Regions from separate parts of the Homo sapiens genome. Here region 2 is linked to region 1. Evidence: chromatin contacts called from ENCODE Hi-C or POLR2A ChIA-PET data. All regions are on one chromosome and are shown on one strand. Each heading gives the region's core, a stretch centred on a gene start or an enhancer-like site at or near the end of the contact. The rest is flanking DNA. Distances are from core to core; before and after follow the strand shown. Region 1 holds the start of MGST1 (microsomal glutathione S-transferase 1). Region 2 has its middle 82 kb from the start of LMO3.

What was found. A loop is a pair of places that touch in the nucleus more often than their neighbours do. ChIA-PET counts read pairs that join two places held with the same protein, here RNA polymerase II (POLR2A). Pooled maps may share reads with other maps.
Region 2: a loop to region 1 is called in a pooled map, with 2.2 times the contacts of the local background. The contact joins the enhancer-like site here to the promoter of MGST1 in region 1. A Hi-C loop is called at or near these places in 1 of 37 single-sample maps with no recorded cell type and 1 of 50 pooled maps. POLR2A ChIA-PET finds 5 or more read pairs at or near these places in 1 of 52 experiments (GM12878).

What each region holds. Positions count from the first base shown.
Region 1 is chr12:16,345,017-16,352,404 of GRCh38, reverse strand. It overlaps MGST1 (microsomal glutathione S-transferase 1), which reads right to left and starts at 4,760. Exons shown (of 4, transcript NM_020300.5): 1 at 4,695-4,760. RefSeq lists enhancers at 2,881-3,810, 4,741-5,670.
Region 2 is chr12:16,520,251-16,527,638 of GRCh38, reverse strand. It overlaps a transcript of MGST1 not described here. Among named protein-coding and RNA genes, the nearest start is that of LMO3, 82 kb to the left of the region's middle. Within about 2 kb of position 3,063, at least 2 of the 41 ENCODE cell types and tissues checked have a DNase peak (open chromatin) inside an H3K27ac peak, as active enhancers do.

The DNA of each region.
Region 1 (7,388 bases), core at 3,511-6,010:
TTTAAAGCTCAACCCCTGCATTGTGTCCTTATTAGCCTGACACCTATCAGCTGCAATCTTTCTATCCATCTTACCAGTAATCTATACATTTATATGTATCTTTATTGGTCATATAGCCATCTTTGTGTTGCTGGTGAATGTGATTAAAAACCACATACATATATACTTAGCTTTATTAGAGCTTGCTATGTGTTCAACTATACTATGTACATTATGTACACTACTTTCATCACCTTTGTTAATCTATTACAATTGTCATAACTATACCCATTTCACAAAAGAAGAAAAAGGGAATTAGAGTTGTTAAGCTGCCAAGCTGGGACACGAACACCCCATACGGTTACTACACTATACTCTCTCTTTCAAGAGGCTTGATTAATTCTGCTCTCAACTCTTTAATTCTGCTTAATTCTAATTCAATTGACATTAAGTGAATGCCTACTCTGTGGCTGGCACAAGTAGGCACCCCTTATATCTGTCATCTTCTTTCTTTTTCCAGTTATGTGGTGAGGTATTAAAATTCCCATTTTGCAGATAAAGAAATCAAAGCTACCTAAGTAACCCCTATTTTTGTTTCCTTTTCTTTTCTTTTTTTGAGATGGAGTCTCACTCTGTCGCCCAGGCTGCAGTGCAGTGGTGCAATCTTGGCTCACTGCAACCTCTGCCTCCTGGGTTCAAGCCATTCTCCTGCCTCAGCCTCCCGAGTAGCTGGGATTACAGGTGCCCGCCACCACACCTGGCTAATTTTTGTATTTTTAGTAAAGACGGGGTTTCACCATATTTGTCAGGCTGGTCTTAAACTCCTGACCTCAGGTGATCCACCCGCCTCAGCCTCCCAAACTGCTAGGATTACAGGCATGAGCCACCATGCCTGGCCCCCCTATTTTTGTTTTCTTAGGCTAAAAATATACAGCTTGGATTTAGGCAAACAGAAACTACATGCGCAAGGTTTTTAAAAAATCCCCTAGATAGCAAATTAATCAACCTCCATAAGTCTCTAGTCTTGAAAGCACAGTATGTTAGATTAGCTCTCAGTGCAATATAATATTTTTGGTAACATTTAATGTGTCTGCTTGTTCTAGTATTGAAGGGGTGAAAGTCATGAATAAACTGCACTATCCTTCAGAGTGTAGGTAAAGTAATTAGCTTAAGAAAGGATCCCTAAGTCCCAGGCCTCTGTACAAAGATGTGAAGAAATACAGCAAGCGTGTGAAGTTTTTTAAAATTAAGGTAAGTTTATCAAATAGAAAGTTGCTACTTAACAATAATTTTAAAACTAAAACATTCTCTATAGGCCTCTACTAATGTTCCCAGAATGAAATTTATGTATTGATGGAACAAAAGTCCAGAGAACTTTTTTTTCCCCCTCATTGAAAATCAGTATTGAAAGAGTAGAGAAAAAAATGGCAGCCTCCCAGGACTGTTGGTAGGAAAGTACACAAAGAAGTCAGTGGCTGGGAAAAAGGGCAATGGGAGGCCTTTTCTTTAAAAATGAACAACACACTGTGCACTTCACACAGAGTTTCTCAATCACGAAGAATGTGGCTTAACTCCTCAAGTCTGTGGGTTTGGGAGACTGGCCAGCACCAAGCATCTGACACACACCTGATGAGTCAATGAACCATCTCTCCAGGGTAACATCTTCCCCTTCACAGGTACCCAAGAGCCAGGTAATGAGCAGTTAAGGTAAGAACATTAAGAAATAGTAGTTGTTTATAGCATGGATTAAGGCAATGCTGTTGTAAACTTTTTTTCCCCCAAAGCTGATTTATCAATCAATTGCCACGAGTTTGCTGCACAAAACTGCAGCCATTATCATGGTTGGCTCTGCAGCCACAACAAAATTACTGAAAGCCTTTTACCAGGAAAGGTTGTCAGGAGGGAGAAGAGTGGTCCTGTATAATAATAAATAACAGGATGAAATGTTAAGTGGTTTGAGGATTCAAGGAATGAAGGAGAAATAATCAAAGAAAAGTAAGCAGGGAAAAACACTAATTTGGTTATGAATTATAGAAAATATTTACAATGATCAATCATGTTTGCACAGTGGTTTGTTTGCTCATTATATTCTCCATTCATTGGCCAGCATGGTAATAAGTATCTCAACCTCTCTTGCCAGAGACCAGAGCTCTGTCCCCTAATGTGGAGGTGACTTCTTCATAAGAGGACATGGGGTAGAGTGTCAAGTATTCAAAACTCTGGAACTAGATTGGCATTCGGGTGGATCTCGACCCTGCCACTTAGTAAGTGTAACTTAACTTCTCTGGGACCTCTTCACCTTACCTGTGAAAGGAGTTGAATAAGAACTCCCATTTCACTGGATTCTTGTGAGCCTTAGCTGAATAAAGTTAGAAAAGCGGGGGCCGAGCGCGGTGGCTCATGCCTGTAATCCCAGCACTTTGGGAGCCGGAGGCGGGCAGATCACGAGGTCAGGAGATCGAGACCATCCTGGCTAACATGGTGAAACCCCGTCTCTATTAAAAATACAAAAAATTAGCTGGGCGTGGTGGCAGGTGCCTGTAGTCCCAGCTACTCGGGAGGCTGAGGCAGGAGAATGGCGTGAACCCGGGAAGCGGAGTTTGCAGTGAGCTGAGATCGTGCCACTGCACTCCAGCCTGGGTGACAGTGCGAGACCCCGTCTCAAAAAAAAAAAAAAAAAAAGAAGCTCTGGGACCTGTTAAATGCTGTGTGTTTGGTAAATAAAAAACTTCCGACTTTGGCGCTGTTCTAGGCACTGAGGATTTTAGAATTTTCAAAAAGCTTTTGCATATTTTATCTCGCTTGACCCGAAAAATCCTGAGGTAGAGCAAATAATATTTTTTTCTACCTTTAGTATGTAAGGAAATTAAGGCCCAGAAAAGTAGTGAGTAATATGACCCAAATTCACAGTGGAGAGACCAAGACTGCAACTTAGTTTTCTCAAGTGTTTACCTCTGGGCTACCCACCATCAAGGCTAAGAATTCTCAACAGCTCTGGTCTTCTGGAGGCCTTTCCTTGTCAAATCTCATTCCTGTTTTCTACCCCTCCCCCCAAACCCCCGTACTATCTAGCAGAGAAGAATCTTCACTTCTCAGTTGAGGAACGCCCTTTCCCTTTACAGGCTTTTGGCCAAAATGAGCAAAGTTCTCTTCTCAGGATGAGGTGGCCAGCCTTTCTGCATCAATATTGTGAAACACATGAATAATCTGGGCACGCATCCCCAGGGCCATGACTCTGCAATTTTGTACCTTCTAAAACTAACAAACACTACACATGAGATAAAGAAAAAAGATAATTCGGTGGCCATGTTGCGGATACGTTAATCTGGAACTCTAGATGAATTCTAGCATTTCCTGAAGGCATCGTGGTGGCTGCAGACTCAGCCCACTATGTGGTCTCATGCAAAGTGGGGTTCAGAGCCCAGAGGCTGCAGGTGAAATGCTGGTGCCTCTCGGGAGAGTGGTGGGGTAAGGCCTTTCTCTGTGCTGACCTGACCTCCTTTTCCAATCTCAGGGATTCATAGACACCACTCTAAAACAAAGCGGTAGAAAAATTTTACTCGTCTGCCAGAGAGGGTAATATCCAAATTTGGACTGATTTGCCTTTTTTTTTTTTTTTTTTTTAATTACCAAAGATAATCGCACACATAGCCCTCTTATTTTGGAAACAGCAGAGGACAACAAAGTCCAGTACTATCCTAAGGCCAAGAAAAGCATATGCAAAAGGTAGGTGTAGGCTGGGACTCACAGCAGGCTGGGACCCCAGGAAAACTGGGCTTTAAGGATTGCTCACTGGAGGCCTGGGTGCTATACAGCAATGCTTGCGGGCACCCACTCAGCACTCACTGGGTAAGAAATTAGGGAGAAGAAATAGGGGAATATAAACGTGGAGCTCAGACTGCCACATTTCAAGAGAAGCAGAGAGACTAGAAGATTTACATGCACTCCTCTCTCCTCTGTCCCAAGCCAGCTAGAGCAATATATGACACCTTAATTCCCGAAAAAGAGAGTTCCCTTCTCCTTTTCTCCTTCCACATGGCTTCCTCCTCCAGACTGGGGAAGTGGGGCACAGGTGAGAACCGTCCCAAGGGGCTCACCCTTAGCTCTCTTGTCACTGGCTATAATATCACACAAAAATATTATCATCTAACCCACATCCTCTTGTTTCGATAGCTAGCATTATTAGCAGTAGTATTATTTAGTATTATTTTAAAACTTGCTGATGTTTCTCCTATCAAAGTGAACTCAGAAGAGCAAATCCTGCCTTACAATAGGCATAAAGGCCACTATGCCCATGAAACCTGAGACATCGCAGGCTTTTGCACTCTTGGGGAGAACAGCAGTCGTTCAAACTACAGGCATTTCCTCCATTACTACACGTGCCTTTTCCTCCTTCCCCAGAGTTCAAGGGACCCTTTCAAACAGGAGGTTACTTTGACTTGAAAAGGCTAAGTTTGGAAATCATCACTCAAGCATGAAAAGACTCTCTCGTTTCATTCCTGGAGTTTGAGAAATGGGAAAACTTACCCGCACGGGGACAGAAATACAATTCCCTTTCAAAAGCGATCGATTGAAAAGCTAAGTTTAGCTGCTAAGTGGAGCCAAGCACTTCCAGCTGGCAGAGACCCCCCCAAGTCTTCCATCTGCCACCCACCCTGGCCCTCCCTGCCTGCCACCCTTTGCATGCGGTCCCCTTCTCCCCTCCCAGTACGCACGGTGAGGCCGAGGAGGAGGAAGCAGCAAGCCTGTCCCGCCGCCGGGTCGCGCGCAATGCAGGGACTGTGGCCGCGCGGGCCGGACGCAGGCACCGCCCCTCTCCAGTTAATCTCCTGTTAATTAGCCCTCCCACGTTTAAAGCCCGACCCCAACCTCGCCAAACCCCTCCTCTAAATCACCTGATTTACCCGCCCACAGTAACCATCGCCTGCTGATTCCCTTTGAGCCCTTCTATTTGGCGCCCTTAGAAACTCTGGTTCCTGAAATGCCAACTCCCCTAATCAGTGGGAAGGGGGACAGTAGCCATTGTCTAGGAACTCTGAATTCTCGAACATTTCAGGATCAGCAGAGTTTTGGAAGTTGTTTTTAAAAACTTCGCAGAAAGTTAAAATCTCCAGGGTAGAACTAATTAGCAGGCATTGACAATATTACCTTCCCTTAGACTTCACCTCCCCTGCGCTGGTGGCAAGGCCTCCTTAAAAGGCTGACAATGACAGAATGTAACCCTCAGTAAAGATCACTTACGGTGTTCCAAATTCATGATACCAGACAATTTGCTTTGTCACGATGTCCCCTCCTGTTCAGGGTCCAGAATGAAATTGGAGGCAATTGTACTGGATCAGCTCATTACACAATCAGCTTAGTGTGTTTTTTACAGGGAGGTTTAGAGGAACGTTTACGGAAGCCGTAGATATTTAGCCTACCATCACTATCTAGATTAGGGATACTTCCAAGCTTCCTAGTCCCCATAGTCCCCACAATATTTATGGATCTATCTTTCATGGGTTTATATGAGAAATGTTTAAGGATTTCTGTTTTCAATCTATATTATTTCTCTCCTAGTGCTATATCTCAGACACTCACCACCTGTTGCAAGGTCTACTTCCTTTTTTTGCTCTTAATTTACTCCTTTAGGCTTTAAAGGATATCCCTAGGACTAACTTTCTAGGATGTGATGGACAAGTTCATGTTCTATTAAAGAAAGAAATAACTACCAGTTTGCTCTAGGAACAGAAATTAATCCAAGGAAGGTCTGAGAATGATTTCTATATAAGCATAACAGTAGGAGTTTTGGAAAATCTAGCATCAGAAGGCATCTGTTCTTCACTTTTATGTCTGTATCTTTTCAAAACTCTACTTATTCACCTATCTTTGTAAAGTATACTAGAATCTGTCTGTAACATTAACTGGAATAGGATAGAATTTGAGATGACATAAATCTATTCTGAATTCTCTCCAAAGGAGTTTGGTATTATAAGAATTTAAGACTCTCTTCATTTATTATAAGGTGATACAGGCCAAATCTTATGGATAACATGGCAGAAAAAGGAAGAGGAGAGCTACTGTTTAGATAATTTGGTCTACAGAATGCTAGTTGAATGGTTCTAACATTTTTTTTTTTTTTTTTTTGAGACGGAGTCTGCCTGTGTAGCCCAGGCTGGAGTGCAGTGGCGCGATCTCAGCTCACTGCAAGCTCCGCCTCCCGAGTTCACACCGTTATCCTGCCTCAGCATCCCAAGTAGCTGGGATCACAGGCACCTGCCATCACGCCTGGCTAATTTTTTGTATTTTTAGTAGAGACGGGGTTTCTCTGTGTTAGCCAGGATGGTCTTGATCTCCTGACCTCGTGATCCACCTGCCTCAGCCTCCCAAAGTGTTGGGATTACAGGCGTGAGCCACTGCGTCCAGCTGGTTCTAACATTTTTTTAAAAAAGAAAGTAGCACTTGACTCATCTAATGCTCTAAATATAGAATGTGTTCAAACTATTAATTGATCAATGAATAAATACTGAGTTCCTACTATCACTAAATCACGAACAATTATTGCCTGTTACATACATATATATATGTGTGTGTGTGTTTGTGTGTATCAGGCAATATTATATATATACATACGGATATATATATGACACTGTATTGGGTAGAATATTAGCAGTTGGTTTAATTGAATAAACATTTATTAAATGAATGCAATGTACTTGGTTTGATGCTAAAATCTAAAACTAAGATAAATAACGTCAAAGAGCTGTCCTCCAGGATTTTACAATCTAGTAAACACAAAGGCCAAAAAGGTAAAAAGTTGCCATTAAGCTTGTGGAAGGAAAGTTTCCATTTAGAAATAAGAATGACAGTTGGGGTGTGAACTAGGGCGGTAACAGGTAAAAGTTGTAAAATAATTGACACTTTATATTCATCTTTGTTATAAGCTCTTAAATGATTGAGAAAGAGAGAGAGTTGTTATTCAGCTTAGTTTCGTCTGGGTAAAAGAATGGATTCAGCTTTTCAACCCTTCCTCTCACCACCATTTAAATTCTAGAATACCATCTTTTAGAGAAACTCAATCCAAGCCTCAGAACAAGTAATTCCCTAGTAAATATTAAAACAGTTTAAAAGGTCATTGATTTGGGGTGAGGAGAGCAAAGGTCATTCATCTGAAAAAGGAATTACCACAATAAAGAAAAAAAAAGCAGACTGTTCAGGGGATCAAATTAGAAATATCTGGAAGAGCAAAGCATTGGAAGTCCAGTAATACCTTTGTCTGTTTTTAAAACAGACAAAGTAAAAATGGCAGAAAGAATTGCCATCACCTTCTGTTAAGGCTTGCTGTAAATAGGAAGAAAACAGGTGCCTGTCACTCCCCTCAATTATATTGGGGCCTTTGTTTTTCCCTAAATCCACAGAACAGGTGCCCT
Region 2 (7,388 bases), core at 1,814-4,313, 180 kb before region 1:
GATTCCAGAACCTCAGACTCCTTTTATAAGACATACCTTTTATACCATTTTAGGCTAGGAAATGGAGTGATGGGAAACAGTTATGTATGGCCAAATTACCCCAATTTAACAACTTGTTTTATAATCTCCTGCCTGCTCCATAATTCCATAACCTACTAATTCCATGTGTGATTTATTAGCCTTATTCAAAATTTTAATGCAACATACCTATATCCTATCAGAGTTGCAAAGATTTTTTGAAAATATGATGTTAGTGTAAGACATAATGGCTATTAAGTTTATATGATTTGAAATTAATTACAGAATCCTAAATCACCTCTAAATTATTAAAGAGCTCATTGTGAAATTGTGGATTGTCCAGAGCTTTAGAATTTATTCTTTTTCTTTTTTGGTATACTTTTGAAAATATTATTATTATTTAATACATGCAAAGAAACCAGATATATGATAGTGGAAGAAATTCATGTTGCAGAATGGCTGAAACAAATAACACTAGACATTTAAGATGGGTCAAACTGGGTATTTGTATTGATGGGCAATTAACTAAAACATGAAGGGCCACCGTTTGCTCCCCTCATCTGTAACCTAGAGCTAAGTGGTGCCACAGCCTAGGAATTCTTCTGCTCAGGATGGATGTAGATGATGATAGATACAGCAGAAATAGCTTATTGTAGATCATGATTCAGCTCTTTTGGTTCCTAAGTTCTTGTTCACAGGAGGAGGGGAGTTTTGGAGCAACAGTAAAACATGATTTTATAATGATACACCAACTACTGCAGCCCTGACTCTGACCCAGGATTACAGCCATCATGACTCACTTTTTCCAGATTTTGGCATTCAAAACAGGGCTTCTCCCTTCCTGGCTCACTTTTCACAGCCTCTTTAAAACCAATTTTAGGATTTATCTCTTTCAGACGTAAATCCCAAGACCTGGTTTTATTATAAATACCTTACCTAATTTATGGTGATAGAATGAATTCATACTTGTGACTCAAAATTCCTTTATGGCAAGACCTTGGTAATAAAAATAAAATCATGTTTGTACCTTCTAAACAAAAATATGCTTAGTATCAAAACCTTAACACGTTTATAGGAATTTTATTTTTTTCCAAAGGAAAAAAATCTTAACAATATTCTGCAGGAAATTTCTCATGCAGTTTGATTTCTTTCAGTGAGATAATAAGATAATCACAAATGAAAGTTTATATCTCCCCAGCAACATACCGCACTAGGAGTCTGGAAGGTAGAGTAGGAAGAACATTCCAATGGGGTCAGGAGAGCTTTGTTTTAACCTGAGTTTTGACCATGTAGCTTTATGTGGGCCACTTAGCTCCCTGGGACTTAACTTTATTACTTAAAAAATGGGTTCCTAAAAACCCTAGAAGAAAACCTAGGCATTACCATTCAGGACATAGGCATGGGCAAGGACTTCATGTCTAAAACACCAAAAGCAATGGCAACAAAAGACAAAATTGACAAATGGGATCTAATTAAACTAAAGAGCTTCTGCACAGCAAAAGAAACTACCATCAGAGTGAACAGGCAACCTACAAAATGGGAGAAAATTTTCACAACCTACTCATCTGACAAAGGGCTAATATCCAGAATCTACAATGAACTCAAACAAATTTACAAGAAAAAAACAAACAACCCCATCAAAAAGTGGGCGAAGGACATGAACAGACACTTCTCAAAAGAAGACATTTATGCAGCCAAAAAACACATGAGAAAATGCTCACCATCACTGGCCATCAGAGAAATGCAAATCAAAACCACAATGAGATACCATCTCACACCAGTTAGAATGGCAATCATTAAAAAGTCAGGAAACGACAAGTGCTGGAGAGGATGTGGAGAAATAGGAACACTTTTACACTGTTGGTGGGACTGTAAACTAGTTCAACCATTGTGGAAGTCAGTGTGGCGATTCCTCAGGGATCTAGAACTAGAAATACCATTTGACCCAGCCATCCCATTACTGGGTATATACCCAAAGGACTATAAATCATGCTGCTATAAAGACACATGCACACGTATGTTTATTGCGGCATTATTCACAATAGCAAAGACTTGGAACCAACCCAAATGTCCAACAATGATAGACTGGATTAAGAAAATGTGGCACATATACACCATGGAATACTATGCAGCCATAAAAAATGATGAGTTCATGTGCTTTGTAGGGACATGGATGAAACTGGAAAACATCATTCTCAGTAAACTATCGCAAGAACAAAAAACCAAACACCGCATATTCTCACTCATAGGTGGGAATTGAACAATGAGAACACATGGGCACAGGAAGGGGAATATCACACTGGGGACTGTTGTGGGGTGGGGGGAGGGGGGAGGGATAGCATTGGGAGATATACCTAATGCTAGATGACGAGTTAGTGGGTGCAGTGCACCAGCATGGCACATGTATACATATGTAACTAACCTGCACAATGTGCACATGTACCCTAAAACTTAAAGTATAATAAAAAAAAATTATCTCAAGGTAAGTAACAAATTATATCAGGTGAAAAGGAAAGAAGGCCAATTTATTCTATTTCACATCAGGAATAAAACCTAGCATGAGACATATTGATAAAAAAAAAAATGGGTTCCATGATTCTTAAGGTCCCTTCTTAATAAATTTTCTCATCCATAAGATAAAGGCAATAACAGTGGCCATCTATAGGATTACAATGGGGATTAGATGATATTCAACACAGAGTTTATTGTAAGGATGTTAACAGAAGCTCAATAAATTAATGACTTCTACAATAATTATTTCATTAGGTATCCTAGCTATTTATTTCAAGACTAATATATAATTATGGTATGAATATGCCACATAGTCATAGTTACCTTACACAGCATAAATATGTAAGCTCTGTATATAATAGATGGGTTTGTACAATAAGTACAAAATATAGTGAAAATGAAGACCAAAACATTGGAGTTAAAGTACCTTTGAAGTTTAGGTTGAACAAACAAAGTGACCATTACTATTTTATGAATATGCAACAACAGCCAAACAAGTCTAACAGGTTTGGTGTTCCCTCTAATCTTGCTTGTGTATGTGTTGTCTGACTGGACTTGGACTTGATGAACTGATGTGGTCAGCACTACCAGGGAACTTCTCTTTATAGACATAATTGGTGGATATGGTTGCTTGGCCTCCAGCATCGTTAAGCTCAATATTTTCCTTGAACCTCCACAGTTCATTCAGATCTCAAGAAAGGTACACATTGGAGAAATAGAGTATTTCTGGCTCTTTCTTTTCACAAACAGGTTTGGAAGTATTTTTTTTTTCCTGTTGATTAGTTAACAAAAAAGTTCTGAACCAAAGTATTTTAATGTGATTCATAAAGACAATAACCTACACTAATGTTTATAGATATGAATATTAATTGGTAATTTTTTATTTACATGTATAATTCATATATTCTGTGGCACAGAAAGTTTACTTCCTCATTTTTTAAAATGCTGACTCATTCTCATCTCTGATACCAGCTAATAAAACACAAACACTTTCTGACAAATTTAGTTGATTGATTCTTTAATAGCAACTTAAAGTCTGAACTGAGGAAAGAATTGAAATGTTTACAAAGCAAATGTATACAGATTAACACCATTTTCTTTCCTGGGAAGAAATTGTAACTTAGTAGGACAAGACATATAATGTGTGGCTGTAAGGGCATGAAACCGATAAATAAAACTATTAAATTAAATTGCATCAAACTAAAAACTGTTTTTCCAAAGTAGTTACTTCACCGGACAATATGCTTATTCTAACAATGCTGACAATGCAATGCATTCTGAGATCTCTTCTCTTGGAGTTGTGTTCATAGTCAGTTTCAGTTAAGAAACTTGAACAATATAGAGATTCACTTGAAAACTAAGTTTCCAGTCTTGATTACTCATCTTCTTTACAACAACGCCTACAGATAATTTTGGGCTTTTTCCAAAAATAAAATGCAGCCTCAAAGAATGGATAGTCATTTTTTAGAGATATTGGAATAGCATGTAAGACAGAATCATAAGCCCGTCTTGTAACATACAGTGAAGCATTTTTTTTAAGTACCAGAAAGCATCACCAGAATGAAGGTAAAACAGCAAGTGAATGGCTGTGAGAGTATGTACATCAGTGATTGCACTGTGGGCAGCAACAGGCATGAAAGCTTCCTGGAAGAGGTAGGAGGAGAGTGAGGCCTTGGGTGACAGATGAATATGTACATAACATTACAGAGTAAAATAATATATTTTACACCTAGAAAACAATCTGTCTTTTAAACTCCCCAATTTTACTGATGAGAAAACTTGAGAGTCAAAGATATGTTACGACTTTCTCAAAAAAATCCAACTAGTTAGCAGAGCAAGGATCAGATTTACTAAGACTTGGTCCAGGGCTCTTTTCGTGATAGCAGGAATAACATTTCTCTATTCAATCAAACCCGTAAGTGGTTTGGTGTATAAAATAGGATGGTTCTAATTTACTGAATTGATAGAACTGACAGATTGTTTTAATGTTAAATTCAAATCTAGAAGTACATTCTGTCAATATCTTTACTTTTATTTTGTTTTCAGGTCTATTTGCAAATATGTCATATGTCTTTCAAACTAAAAAAAAAAGCCCACTTCATATTTTATTAATTTCTAGATAATTATGACTACACTCATAAAAATTTATAGAATGACTAACATTTAATACAATATTGCCACTGTGGGGAATTTTCAGGTGTATAGATGAGGCACTGTCTTGAGATACAGCTTGATTACCTTTAAGGGAAACAGAAAGAAAGGTTACCTAAGGCCAAGTTTCTCTAGGTAGAAAGCATTTTTCTTCTAGCCATCAGCACACTTACAAAACTCACATCTTACTGCAGAAACAGAGTTGAAACTGTTAAAGCTGCTGTGATTACTACAAAGAGTCCCAAATATTGAACTAGATGGAGTATATCCCAGGAAAAATAATCTTCTCACCCTGTGTTATGAAGGGGTTAATTATGAGACCTGAGATAAGGTGTTCGCACATCTAGGCACTTCATCAAGCCATGGAGTCAGGAAACAAGGAAGAATAGATGAAGCTGCTGGGGATAATAATGATGGCAAGTAATGATTTCCCTAGAGGTGAACTGATCTATGGCCACAAGCAAAGAAAAAAAGGCTAGAAGTACCATAACATTACCTTGGAGTACTTAACAGACTCAAAAGCAGTAACCCTGTGTCAAAAAAGGCCCATCATCCTGCTCATTTTAGGTAAAAGAGTTATGCCAAAGTACAAGAGGGGAATGCAAAATTCACATATGAAATTAAACAGCTGAAAGGTATGATTTAACAATGCTCAAAACTCAATAAGCCAAAGATAAACAGCAAATTAGATGACTCAATGTCAGGAGGAAAAAACATCTTCCATCGATCCCATCGTCAAAAATTAATCTGCCTGAGAATGCCCTCTGCTCCAATCCCCGAGCTGATGAAGAGTGGAGGAATAGAGTAAAACCTATGTACGAGCGCTTCACCTTCAGGCTAGACCCTGATTACAATCTCCTGTGAGACATTTCAGCATGAAGCGCCTCTCATGTTGGGACTGCAAAATTAAATTGCGATCAATACTTTACAAAAATAATTGGGGAAAAATGTTCAGAAGTCGGAGCTGCACCGTGTGGCCACAAACATATGAAAGTTATTTTTTTTTTCTACCTTTCTGGGGGTTATTCTTCAGGATAGATCAGTTCAAAGGTGTCTCTTGACAATAGTGTTCTCGGAATGGTTTTCACTCACCTTGTTAGGGAATTTTAAAAGCAGAGGAGCATTTACAGCCTACCAAGAGTGTTATCTTATTGCTGTATTTTCACTTTTCTTTCTTTGGAGTGCTAATCTCAGCTCATAAATTCTTCTTGTCTCTTCTCACTTTGATGTTAATTTAAATTTCTTTGCAAGTTAATTCTCATCGTCAAAGGGAAAAGACAAAAAATATGTTATATTGCAATGAAGTGAGAGAAAACCACACACACACAAAAGCTTTGGTAGATTTTTGAAAACTTTGCCTAAGATTTGATTCTGAATCTCTCAGTACATTTAAATGCTGAACTCTGTAGTTAAATTTAGGGTAAAATGTATTGAATTAAACTCTTTACTGCCTTAAACAATGCTTAGTATTCAGCTTTTCCTGCTTGTCTGCCTCTAAATAAGGTCTTATTTTTGGCAAAGAGTTACTTTTTAAGCCATAACATGAGGAGGAAGTGGAAAATGTAAATGCCTATGTGAAATTCTTGCTTTTTCAATAAACGGTCATTTTTGGTTTTGTTATGTAGAAAGTTCAAAACATTGTACTTCTATAATTGCATTTTTGGAATGGGCATAGGTCTTTCTGGATTTTTATTTGTGGTCTGGCTATTCTGACAAGATAGTCTACTGATTTTCCTCACACGAATCATTTCTTAGAACCTCAGTCACTCATACAGGAAAAAATAAAGCAGCTGCATTAAGTATACACGATCAGAACCATACTGAAGTAGGTGGCCCATAACTAGCTAAAGGGGAGTACCTAAAGAGCGGTAATCAATTGCGTGCTGTCATCCTGGGGGAGGAGGATATATTGGGTGGTGTACTATAGGGCATCATGACTGGATGAAGGAATTGGAAGTGTGCTTATTAAGTGCAAAAATGACAACACCCATTGGATTGCAAACACCTGAAAAGACCTGAATACCATTTAAAGTGACCTTCACCAAGGAAATGACAGCCTCCATAAGAAGACGGGGTAAGGAAGAAGTTTTATTGGGTACCCCAAATGAAACAGGCTCCTTACAACTCATGGTTTAATTATGATAAATTTCAAATTCCAAATGGTTTCCTTCTGCCACTCTAAATGTTCTTAAATAACCTTTTCACAGTGCTATTTGGATCAGAAGATAGAATGCAAATTTATTTTAAGATTTGCTGGAGGTGAACATAATAGAGATGAGGGAGAAGACAATGCAGAGGATAGGGAGGGAGAGGAGAGACAGACATGGACACTTCTCAGCGAAAACCTATGGCCCAACCTCCCTATTGTTTCCCACACCACGTACCACACGCTCACACATCTTCCCCATTCTTACTCTGGAACCTGCTTCACAGTCATAGCCGCCTCCCAACACTGACTCAGCTCTTCGAGTCTCAGTCCAGACATCTGCTCTTCTTGAAAATTGCCCTGAGTCTCCCCTAAACTCCATCATTAGGCTTCCTCACCCTGTGCATACAGTTATTATATTTATTATACTAATCTTTCCTTCCCGATTAGATTGTGATATTTCTGATAGAATAGTCTGTCTCTTAGTGTTTTTTGTACACTCAGATTTTTTGAACATAAATAAACCAGTATCTTTGTAACATTCTTTCACTAATTTAGTTTT